Regions from separate parts of the Homo sapiens genome. Here region 1 is linked to region 2. Evidence: read pairs that join two places in POLR2A ChIA-PET (ENCODE). Cell type or tissue: Caco-2. All regions are shown on one strand. Links, peaks and the distances in the headings refer to the core of each region. The heading gives the core; the rest is flanking DNA. Region 1 overlaps WNT9A (Wnt family member 9A). Region 2 holds the start of LOC101927401 (a long non-coding RNA gene).

The links. Peaks named below come from ENCODE experiments on the same cell type or tissue, not always from the same donor. Only the 100,000 strongest peaks of a DNase experiment are listed, where the experiment ranks them.
Region 1: POLR2A ChIA-PET joins it to region 2 with 5 read pairs; 2 of 35 experiments call an interaction of 5 or more read pairs at or near these places.

The regions. Positions count from the first base shown.
Region 1 is chr1:227,916,309-227,921,639 of GRCh38, reverse strand. WNT9A (Wnt family member 9A) reads left to right here. Exons shown (of 4, transcript NM_003395.4): 4 at 1-2,984. The coding sequence ends at 122. Among named protein-coding and RNA genes, the nearest start is that of MIR5008, 23 kb to the left of the region's middle. RefSeq lists enhancers at 459-1,321, 1,322-2,185, 5,066-5,331. In Caco-2, for the core only: no CTCF peak of the experiment used is centred there; no DNase peak of the experiment used is centred there.
Region 2 is chr1:228,365,415-228,370,779 of GRCh38, reverse strand. OBSCN (obscurin, cytoskeletal calmodulin and titin-interacting RhoGEF) reads right to left here. Exons shown (of 116, transcript NM_001386125.1): 93 at 5,220-5,344; 94 at 4,594-4,706; 95 at 4,212-4,380; 96 at 3,891-3,972; 97 at 3,605-3,805; 98 at 2,834-2,894; 99 at 2,364-2,441; 100 at 1,886-2,058; 101 at 1,618-1,644; 102 at 686-838; 103 at 542-587; 104 at 24-101. It overlaps LOC101927401 (a long non-coding RNA gene), which reads left to right and starts at 30. Exons shown (of 9, transcript XR_007066915.1): 1 at 30-114; 2 at 2,376-2,584; 3 at 2,867-2,986; 4 at 3,918-4,095; 5 at 5,001-5,080. RefSeq lists enhancers at 20-585, 586-1,152, 1,799-2,366, 2,367-2,935. In Caco-2, for the core only: no CTCF peak of the experiment used is centred there; a DNase peak (open chromatin) is centred at 2,639.

The DNA.
Region 1 (5,331 bases), core at 1-5,000, 450 kb after region 2:
GCGGCCATAACACACAGAGCCGGGTGGTGACAAGGCCCTGCCAGTGCCAGGTGCGTTGGTGCTGCTATGTGGAGTGCAGGCAGTGCACGCAGCGTGAGGAGGTCTACACCTGCAAGGGCTGAGTTCCCAGGCCCTGCCAGCCCTGCTGCACAGGGTGCAGGCATTGCACACGGTGTGAAGGGTCTACACCTGCACAGGCTGAGTTCCTGGGCTCGACCAGCCCAGCTGCGTGGGGTACAGGCATTGCACACAGTGTGAATGGGTCTACACCTGCATGGGCTGAGTCCCTGGGCTCAGACCTAGCAGCGTGGGGTGAGTCCCTGGGCTCAGTCCTAGCTGCATGGGGTGCAGGCATTGCACAGAGCATGAATGGGCCTACACCTGCCAAGGCTGAATCCCTGGGCCCAGTCAGCCCTGCTGCACATGGCACAGGCATTGCACACGGTGTGAGGAGTGTACACCTGCAAGGGCTGAGGCCCTGGGCCCAGTCAGCCCTGCTGCTCAGAGTGCAGGCATTGCACATGGTGTGAGAAGGTCTACACCTGCAAGGGACGAGTCCCCGGGCCTGGCCAACCCTGCTGTGCAGGGTGAGGGCCATGCATGCAGTATGAGGGGTCTACACCTGCAAGGACTGAGAGGCTTTTCTAGCACGTCGGGGCGTACAGCTGGAGCAGGGTGCCGGGGGTCCTCTGGGTTGGCTGTCCAAGCCCTGTATCTCCCCCTCTCCAGGACCCAGAGGCGGGGGTTGGCTCTGGTCTGGCGTATGCAACCTCTCTGCTTGTGCCCTGGGCCTCAGCTTCCTCCCTCTGACCCGAGAGCATTGCACCAATGCTTTCTGAGCTTTCTCCCATCCCTAACACACCAGTCCCTGGGAAGCGGCTCCCCATGCCAGTCCATTGGCTTTCCCTCCCCACCTCCTCTGAGGCATGGGTGGCAGGTGCACCTTGGTGACCATGCGGCCTCCGTGTGGGCCACCCGTTGGGGACTGGCCTGGCCCAGGCTGCCCCAACACCAGCACTGTCTTCAGAGACTCAAACCACTAGAAGAGGACGCAGCCTGTTCTGCACTCCCAGGGCCCGGCCGTGCGGGTGCCCAGGCTCGGGGGGACACTGCCGACCTCTGACGTTGAGCACTTCTCTTTGGAGTAAATATCAGTGACTTTTAAATTATTATGATTATTTAACTAATATAATAATTATTATTTTCTCCATCCCTGCCACCTCCCCGGCTGCAGCTCCCCGCTCTCGGCCAAGCCCCAGTCTGGGAGGGCCCCGCCTTCCGTCCCTGACATATTCCCTCCTAACCCTGCCTCTGATCTGCTTAGTTGTTTGAAACCACTAAATCGAGATAGATGTGTGTAGTTAAGGAAATACAGTGAGCTGCGTCTGGCCACAGCCCTTGGGGCTTCTGGAAGCCAGCTCCCCCAGCCCCATGCCAGCCAGCCACTGCCACGTGGTGGGCCAGCCGGCGGCCCCTGCCCTGCACCCTGTGGGCAGACGCCCGGCCTCCAGGCAGCTCAGTGCAGATTCTCGAGCTGGGGGTGGTGGAGAGGGGCGGGCATGGTGAGGGGGCAGGGCAGCCCTTTGATTGGTTCATGTCATGTCATGAGGAAGCTGCTTGCTTTGTGTCACTGGGGGACAGATTGGGACAGATGCCGGTGGAGGCAGTCTTGGGCTCGCATCTGGCCATGGAACGCCATGCTTTATGGCCCTGCTGTTGTGTGTGCTGGGGACAGGGTGACCTGCACTGACCTGGCTTGGTTTGAGGGTGTAGTGTGTGTGTGTGTTGTGAGAGTGTGTGTGCTGGCGTGGTCAGTGTGCATACGTGTGCGTATGTTGTGAGTGTTGTGAGTGCGTGTGTGCTGGCGTGGTCAATGTGTGTAAGCGTGTGTTGTATAAATGCATGCTGGCATGGTCTGTGTGTGTGTGTGTGTGTGTGTGTGTGTGTGTGTGTATACTGGCATGGTCAGCTTGGCTGTGCTGTGCTGTCAGTGGCATGGCGGTGCCTTAGGTTCCCAGAGCCTCTCGCCCTGGGCTCCGTCTTGTGGGTGTCCTGATGGCTGTGGGCTGGGTTCTGGGCGGGTTGCTGGTATGGATACAGGAACTACTGAGTGAATAGGTGTCTCAGAGCCCTAAGGGTCTCCAGAAAGCCGGGGTGTCTGTGTTTTTAAAAGAAAACCTATTTATGTTGCTGTGGGTCTCTGCCGTCCCTGTGTTATAGTACATAAGAACCTTTATTCTCCTGTGGTTCAGAGAGCACCCCGACATGTGCCTGCAGCTGCATCCCCGTACCACAGTGTGGGTGCAAGACGCTGGGTTTGTCCTTTGTCTGGTGAAGCCTGGCTAGAAGGGGTGGGGGTGGTAGCCCCTGCCCTCTGCAGTGTCCGCATCCACTGGTCCCTGAGCAGCATAGCTGGCCACACCCTCATGACATGACAAGACTGTCACTCAGTCACTATTGGGTCTATGAAGGGCGTCAAGTCAGAGGAAGGTTTTTATTTTTAATCAAATACCACATTTAGCTCTATGTCATAAATATTCAGAAAACTATTTTTTTAAACAAGGCAGACCAAAAATGTCTGCTAGCTAGTTGGTTTCTATACAAATACATATTCGAATGTCTTGCTGGATGAAGAGGCCGCTCAGCCGGAGCCTCCTGTTTCATGCGCTTCTCTTCTGAGGGGCAGTAGAGGAGAAAGGGCTGTTGGGAGGGGTTCAGCCCGCTCCTTGGCCAGGGGATCCCAGCCACCTTCTCTGCACCAGGCCCTGCCTTGAGGGACCTGGACCCCCAGGTGGCTTCTGGCCAGGTGTGGGTGGGTGGGAGGGGCCCTGTCTGTGCTCCGAGTCTCCGTGCGTGCAATGATTTCTCTACCTCATCTGTGTGGCCCGTCCCAGAGGGACTGTGGAGAATGTATTTATTTAACAGCTTTGTGTCACAGAACCAGAAACAAATGGAAACATTAAATAAATGTATTTTAAATTATAGCCTCATCTCAGTCTGCTGCCTTCACAGGGGCTTCTGTAGGCCTGGGACGAGGAGGAGGGCCTGAGGAGGAGGCCTAGGAGTTGGCCTCTGCGAAGAGGAGGACAAGAAAGAGGGTTGGAGAGGAGGTGGGCTCGGGGAGGTATGCCTGGGAAGGAGGAGAAATTGGGAGGAGGGACCAGGGAGGAGGAGGAAGGGGGAGGTTTTGGGGAGAAGGGGTATCCACGAAGGAGGACCCTGGGGAGGAGGAGGAACCTGGACAGGAGGAGGGCCCTGGGGAGAAGGAGCACCCTCAGGAGGAGGAGGACCCTGGAGAGGAGGAGGACCCTGGGGAGGAGGGCCTGGGGAAAGAGGAGGACCTGGGGAGGAGAAGGGCCCTTGGGAAGAGGACTTGGGGAGGAGGAGGACCCTGTGGAAGAGGAGGGCCCTCGGGAGGAGGAGGGCCCTGGGGAAGAGGAGGGCCCTGGAGAGGAGGAGGGCCCTGGGAAGAAGGAGGACTTGATGAGGACAGCCCTGAAGAAGAGGAGGACCTGGGGAGGAGGAGGGCCCTGGGAAGAAGGAGGACCTGAGGAGGACAGCCCTGAGGAAGAGGAGGACCGTTGGGAGGAGGAGGACTTAAGAAGGAACCCTGGGGGAGAAGCCCCATCTCCCAGCCACATTTGGCACCTTTGTTGGGCAGGCATCTCCAGGCTGCGTGTATGGCCCCAGCTGACCCTAGTCTCTGTGCTTCCCATGTCCAGGCTGGAGAGCCTGGGGTGCCACAGGAAGCCCTGTCCAGCCCCGTCTTCTCAGACACCTAGCTCCATCCCACTCCTGCCCACAGCCTCTTGCTGAAGGAGGCCCCTCACTCTCTTGCTGGGTCACAAGCAGGGCCTCATCATCCCCCTGCCCTGCATGTGGGGTCTTCTGGGCATAGCCCCTCACCTCCCTGACTCGAAGCCAGTTCCCAGCCCACAGTCCTCACCTTCCTCTCACCTCCATCACCCTTCTGAGCCCACATTGTGGGTCCCCCACCACTGCAACATGCCCTGCAGGAAACCCCTCACTCGCCCTTCCAGACCCTGCCTGCCCCTCTCCTGCCACCTCGCGTCTGGTCTGTGCCCTCCCAGACATCCAGGTCCACGCCCACCACAGCACCGGGGAGGGAGGGGCTGCCCACTGAGGAATGTGGGATTATCTCCCTGATGGGAACAGTCCAGGCTTCCTTTCCAGACCCATGGCCACAGCTCCTACTAAGAGGCCGGTGGGGGCTTCCTGGTGCCGGCCCCTGGCCCTCAGCCTCTGGCCACTGCCGGGTGAAGCCACACTGGATAGCTCTGCCTGGAGGGACAGGCCTGTGCAGGGCAGGGTGGTCAGGGGCTTGGGCCTCTGTGCCCAGGCGGGAGGGGGATGTGAGCTGTCCAGCCAGGGAGCAGGTGGCCTGAATGAGACCATTCTTCTGAGTGACAGCAGTGAAACCATAGCTGAATTCAATCCGGGTGCAGGCGACAGGCAGGCGGGGGCCAGGCTGCTGAGGAGACAAGTCGCTGGTGGGTGGACTGGCTGGACAGGCCACTGTGCACAGCCAACCCTCCCCCTTTGTCCTGGGTCCAGTTGTGTGGGCTAGGGTTCCCTGTGTATGGTGGATGCTCTGTGTGTCTGGTCTGCATCTGCACATGTGTATGTGTGAGGTTGGATTCGTGTGGGTCTGCATGTCAGTGCATCTGTGTCTGCAGGTATTGTGTACGTGTGCATGTGTGTTGTATGTGTCCACATGTCTGTGTGCATTTATATGCAAGCATGCATGTGTGTGTGGCTGGGTTTGTGTTGTCCACATGTGAGCATGCATATGTGTGTGTGTTGTGCATGTGTCTCCATGCATACATGTGGCTGGGTCTGTGCATGTGTCCACATGTGTGCATGCATATATGTGGCTAACTCCATGCATTTGTGTCTGTATGTGCATGTGTGTCTCGAGTGTGTCTGCGTGCATGTGGCTGGTTCCATGCATTGGTGTCTGTGCATGCATGTGCATACATATGTGTATCTTTTGTGTGTCTGCATGCATCCATGTATATGGCTAGGCCTATGCATCTGTGTCTGTGTGTGTCTCGTATGTATGTATGGCTGGGTCCGTGTATCTGTCTACATGTGTGAGTGCATGTATGTGTGCATATGTGTGGCTGGATTCATGCAGCTACATTCATATGTGTGCATACATGTGTCCATGAGTCTGTGTTGTGTGTCTCTGCACACAGGTGCATGTGTCCATGTGGGTACATGCACATGCATGCACATGTCCATGTGTCTGTGTCATGCGTCTCTCTCTGCATGCACACATGTGCTTGAGTGCTGTAGGTGTGTGCTGAA
Region 2 (5,365 bases), core at 146-5,145:
CTACTCAGATGGTCACGGCTCACCTGCCAGCGACTTCGGGCCAGGAGGAACTTGAGCTGCTTGGTGTTGATGAAGTGGGCCTCCTCCGCAGGCATGGATTTCTGGGAGACCGAGGTGGGCAGCCACATGGCAGGGAGACCATGGTGCCCTGATAGGGGCCCCTCCCATGATGGAAGCCCTTCTGGGCAGCCCCAGCCCTGGGATTCCCTGGATCCAGGACACCACAGCCCTCACCCAAGATGTCCAGGTGGGGCAGATGGCAAAGGCCAGAGGTCAGAGGTGACAGCGACCCCCTGTCCCTGAGCTCCTTGCAGTTCTCCCTGCCTCCTGCTGGGGGTTGGGGGCTGGGGCACTGAAATGTGGTTCCAGCCTGAGGTTCCCACAGCCCTCTCACTAACGCACAGGGACAAACGTCCTCTGGGCTGGGCAGAGGTCGGGCCACAGCCACAGTTCTGTGCTCACATGCCCTGTTGCCCAGAGGCCCTGCCCCTGTTGGCCTCAGGCTCCCCCTGCATAGTGTGGGGCTGACCCTGATACTCACCAGGAACCAGGGGTGGGAGAGGCACTGGGCCGCACTAGGCCGGGCCCTACAGGGAGAGGAAGGCTCAGGAGGGGCCAGGTGGTCAGCTGCCCCCGGGGCAGGGCTGACTGGCCCCGGGCAGGAGAAGCCTGGGGGTGCACTCACTGAGGGGCTCTCTGCAGCGTAGCCTTGATGAAGTCTTTGGCGTCTTCGCTGAGGTGGGCAGCCATGGGGCTGCTCCATGACACGCGCCCCTCCAGGACGTTCAGGAGGGTGGCACGGTCACTCTCGCCGGCAAATGGGGATGAGCAGGTCAGGCTGAAGACAGAGGGAGGGTCCAGCCCTCAGATGAGGCCCTGACCGCAGATGGGCTCTTAGTCCCACTCCCATCTAGCTCTGAGTATCCCAGCAAGTTTCTCTCATTTCCCCAGTGAGATCCAGGCTCAGCTTGGAACAGGGACCCAGACTGAGCCTGGGGTGAGTATCTGGGCTCAAGTAGCAGACGGGATCTAGGGTCAGCTTAAGTGGGCACTAGCCTTAGTCTGAGGTAGGGATCCAGACTCAGGCTGGGGCAGGGATGTAGGGTCAGCCTGGGTAGGCTCCAGCCTTAGTCTAAGATGGGGATCCAGGCTCAGGCTGGGGCAGGCATCTAGAATCAGCCTGGGTGGCACCAGCCTTAGTCTGAAATCGGGATCCAGGCTTAGTCTGGGGCAGGGATCAAGATCAGCCTGAGTTAGGAATTAAGGATCAGCCTGCTGAGGAGGTCCAGGCTCAGTCTATACCATACCACCATCATCCTCAGGGCAGCAGTGGCTGTTATGAGCGGCTGCTGGACAACCCCCAGTCCTGCAGGGCAGTGGTTTGGCTGCCTCGTGACCCAGCACAGCCCTCTGATGACAGGGTGTTTGTGAGACACTCCGGGCAGGAACCTCTTATCAGGGTTGGCTGACCGCCTGTTCCCAAGATAGTAGCCCCTTGGGTCTCAGGTTTCTGATATGGGGAGCAGCCAGCAGTGCACATGCCCTCGGTGGGCCTACAAGGGAGGGGTCTCATGTCAGCTTTGGAGGAGGCAGCTGATGGGGCAGGGCTCTGCTCACCTGAGGTAGGAGATGACACCCATGGCCCTGCAAGACAAAAGCGCACACTGTGTGTCACCCCAGGCCTGGCTGTCAGGTAAGAGGCACACACACAGGGAAGTGGGGAGCCCAGGGCTGCAGGAGGAGACAGGTTCAGGGAGGACCCCTTGGCTGACCAGTAGGCTGCCTGCTGCCTCCCCGGGGCAGAGGAGAGGGCCCAGCCATCTGTGGGAACTGGCTTCCCGGAGAAGTTGCAGACCCAGACCCGTTGGCCCAGCCACCCACTCACCAAATGTCGGAGGCTTCGCTCACAGGGTTCTGCTGGATGATCTCGGGGGAGACGAACTCAGGGGAGCCGTACTGGCTGAACTGCAGCTCTGCTGGGGTGATGTTCTGGGCAAAGCCAAAGTCGCAGATTTTAATGTCTTCCCGGGCAGGATGCACCATCAGGATGTTAGAGGGCTGTTGGGGAGAGTTGGGAGTGGGTGAGAGCCGTGCCCTAAGGGGGTGACTCCTGGGGCTGATAGGCCTGGTGGGGACACCCAGAGGCCCGGGGGCAGGGTGGGACAGTGGGGAGCACCCGGTGCAGCCATTTGGGGACAGCCTCTGCTCCACCAGAGCCACGCCCCACCTGAAAGGGCTGCCTAGAGGTGGTGAGCTCCCTGTCCCTGGAGGCAAGCAAGTCCTCTCAGACTGGGAGTGGTGGGCCTGCCCCACCTGGCCTGCAGGCCCCAGGCTCTGGGGTGCAGGGGTGAGGACATGCGAACCTTTATGTCCAGGTGGAGAACGCCATGGCTGTGCAGGTAGTGCAGCCCCTCCACCAGCTGCTGGATGTAGACCTTGACCTGCGGCAAGGGCCGCTATTCAGGCGGGAGCCCAGCCCCAGCCTCCCTCTCCACTTTAAGCCCAGCCTCCTCCTGGCTTCGGCAGCTGATATGCAAAGCGCTCCTGGGCCCCGTGTGCCCCTAAGCCAGGAGATCCCTCAAAGGTGGGGAGGATACAATGGACTTGTGAACCTCAGTGGGGGAGGGGCAGGCAGGGCTGGTCAGCTGGCCAGGTGAGGCGGGGTGGCAGGCTGTGTAGAGCCCAATGAGGGGTCAACACGCCCTGGGGAGCCCCAGAGGCCCCTGAGCTAGAGAAGGCTGTGGCTGGGACTGTATCTGCAGGGACCGGATGTCTGAGCGGGGGCTGGGGCAGGGTGCATGGCTGGGGCAGTGGCGGGCGGCAGCCCAGTCACCTCGGCCTCCGTCACCACGCCCTTCCTGTACAGGCGGTCCAGCAGCTCCTCGGATGAGCACCTGGGATCCCATCAAGGAAAAGCAGGCTTGGGAGGCTGAAACCTGCCTGTCCCCAGAAACCCACACTCACAGTGAGGCAGCCAGGTCTATGGGTACATCTGATCTCTGGAGGCAGCAGGGGATGATGCTCAGGGTTGAGGAGGGTGGAGCGGGGACCCCTCTGAACCCCAGATGGCACCCAGCCCTGAGGAGAGGGAGGGGCTGCAGGCTGACCCTGGGGACCAAGGCCACTCACTGCAGTGGCACGGTGGGAGGGGGCATCCTGTCCCCTCTGTACAGAGCCCATCCAGCACCCTCTCCCTGCAAAGAGGACACCGACTTTGGGCAGGGGGCCATGTGTCCAGCTGACGCCCTGTCAAGAGCACCAGAGGAGACCCCCCAAGACAAGGCCATGTGGGTGGCGGGGTGAGCCCCAGAGTAGCCGGGCCAGGCAGCTCCTTTCTCTCTAAGAGGCCATCTACAGAGTGGGAGAGGACCCCCGCCATCCCTGCTGAGGGCATCAGGTCATCAGGGCCAGCTAGCCACCAGTAGCCCCTGGGGACTCCAGTTACTGCTCCGTGGAACAGAAGCCTCCCCACCCAAATTCCTGGCTGGGTGGCTGTCGCCACCACCCAGCCAGGCAGGGGACACCGTGCACATGGCTCCTCTGAGCCCCGGCCTGGCCCTGCCTGCCCCTCCTCAAGCCGTCTCAGGGGCTGAGGGCAGGATACAGCTCCAGGATGAGGATGAGGGTCTTGCGGGTCTCAAACTGGTCCAGCAGCCCCGTGACCAGCGGGTGGCTCAGCGCGGCCAGGATGTCTCGCTCCCTGTATGCCTGGGCCCGAGTTCTGCTCCGTAGGGGGATGAACTTGGCAGCGCACAAGATCTTGTTTCCTTTGTGCTGCACTCTTTTTACGAAGCCAAACACGCCCCTAGGAAGGAGGGAGTGAGGGAAGCCCAGGTGGCCTGGGGAAAGGAGCCATCCGGCAGTCCAGGGGAAAGGGGGCTGGGTGCTACCTTCCAATCTCCTCCTTGACCTCATAGAAGGAGTGCAGCTTCCTCCGGTGGCTTTGCTTCTCTGAGTCCGGCTCATTGTCCCCTAAGGAGTGGGAAGCGGCTGGTATGGGCAAAGGTGACCACCCTGATCCCCATGGAACCCAATGCTGTGGTGTTGACGGGAGCTGCTCCATGGACCCAAGACTATGGAACCACACTCACCCAGGTACCACACCCACCCAGGTACCACCATGGGAAGAGAGGTTGCCCCATGGAGCCAAGACCTGTACCCAGCCAGCCCGGCTGCAGAGCCTGGGGCCCAGGAGGGGTAGACCAACTCACCCCCAAGCACCAGCAGCTCTGCCTTGCAGAGCACCTGGCCACCAGTGTTTTGGGCCAGGCAGGTGTAAACGCCGGCATCCTTCGAGGCCACATGCCTCAGCACCAGGGAGTATGTGGTGCCTTCTTGCTGCTGGCTAAGCCGGGTGCTGTCCACCAGCTGGACGCTGTCCTGGAGGCACAGGACCGGCAGGGCTGCTATCAGCCCACTCTGGGGGACCCCGTCACCCCACCCTTCACTGAGCAGTGCTTCCGACACCTGCTGTGTGTCCAGTCTAGGGGGGATGTGGGGGAAGTGCACGGTGTGGACTGCACCCACCTCCCGTGGGCCCCCCAGCTCCTGGGGCCATCCCAGAATCTCACCCACTTGGACCTGCGCGCCTACCTTGTACCAGGTCACCGAGGGCTGTGGGTCGCCCTCAATGATAGCCTCGAATTGGGCCGTTCCGCCTGTCTGTGCCTGCACATCCTCGATGGTTACCTGCATGGATGGGGGCCCTGGGAGGGCAGGGAGGGAACTGTGGAGACCACCTCCCCAGCCACACAACCCTGGGTGCCAGCCACAGCCTACCATGCTTGGATGGTTGGTGAGACCCTGAGATACACTGTGGGCAACTGAACACCCCCCGCAGCCCAAGCGACAGCACCCCATCCTGACCGCCCAGGCTTCTGACAGTTAGGAGTACTCCTTCAATGGAACCACTGCCTCTCCCACTCTGACCTCAGCTGGCCAGGTGATCAGAAGGAGTTGGTGGGGCCGGTGGAGCTCACTAACTCAGCTGTCGCTCTCAGGGACAGGGTCCTATGGACACCAAGTTCACCGCCACTTGCCTCTCCCCAGTGGAGGGTTCTGGCCCCTCTGAGGAGACACGGTGAGTAGAATGTGGGGGTCCCAGGCTGGGGCAGGGCTGGGACAGGCTGGGAGGCCTTTGCAGATGTGCAAATGCCCCCCAGCCCTGGGCAGGGGGCATGGGGATCACGCTTATAACCCAGCTGGGCCCAACCCCGTACGTGCGGTGTGCGTGTCGATGGCCTGGTATGTGTAGGTCCTCTGTGTGGTCTCTCTGACCACGTGGCTGTGGACGTCCCAGAGCAGCTCCCCTGTGCCTGCCCCGGGCCAGGCTGCACCCTCCATCCTGGGGTTAGGAAGTGGGGTG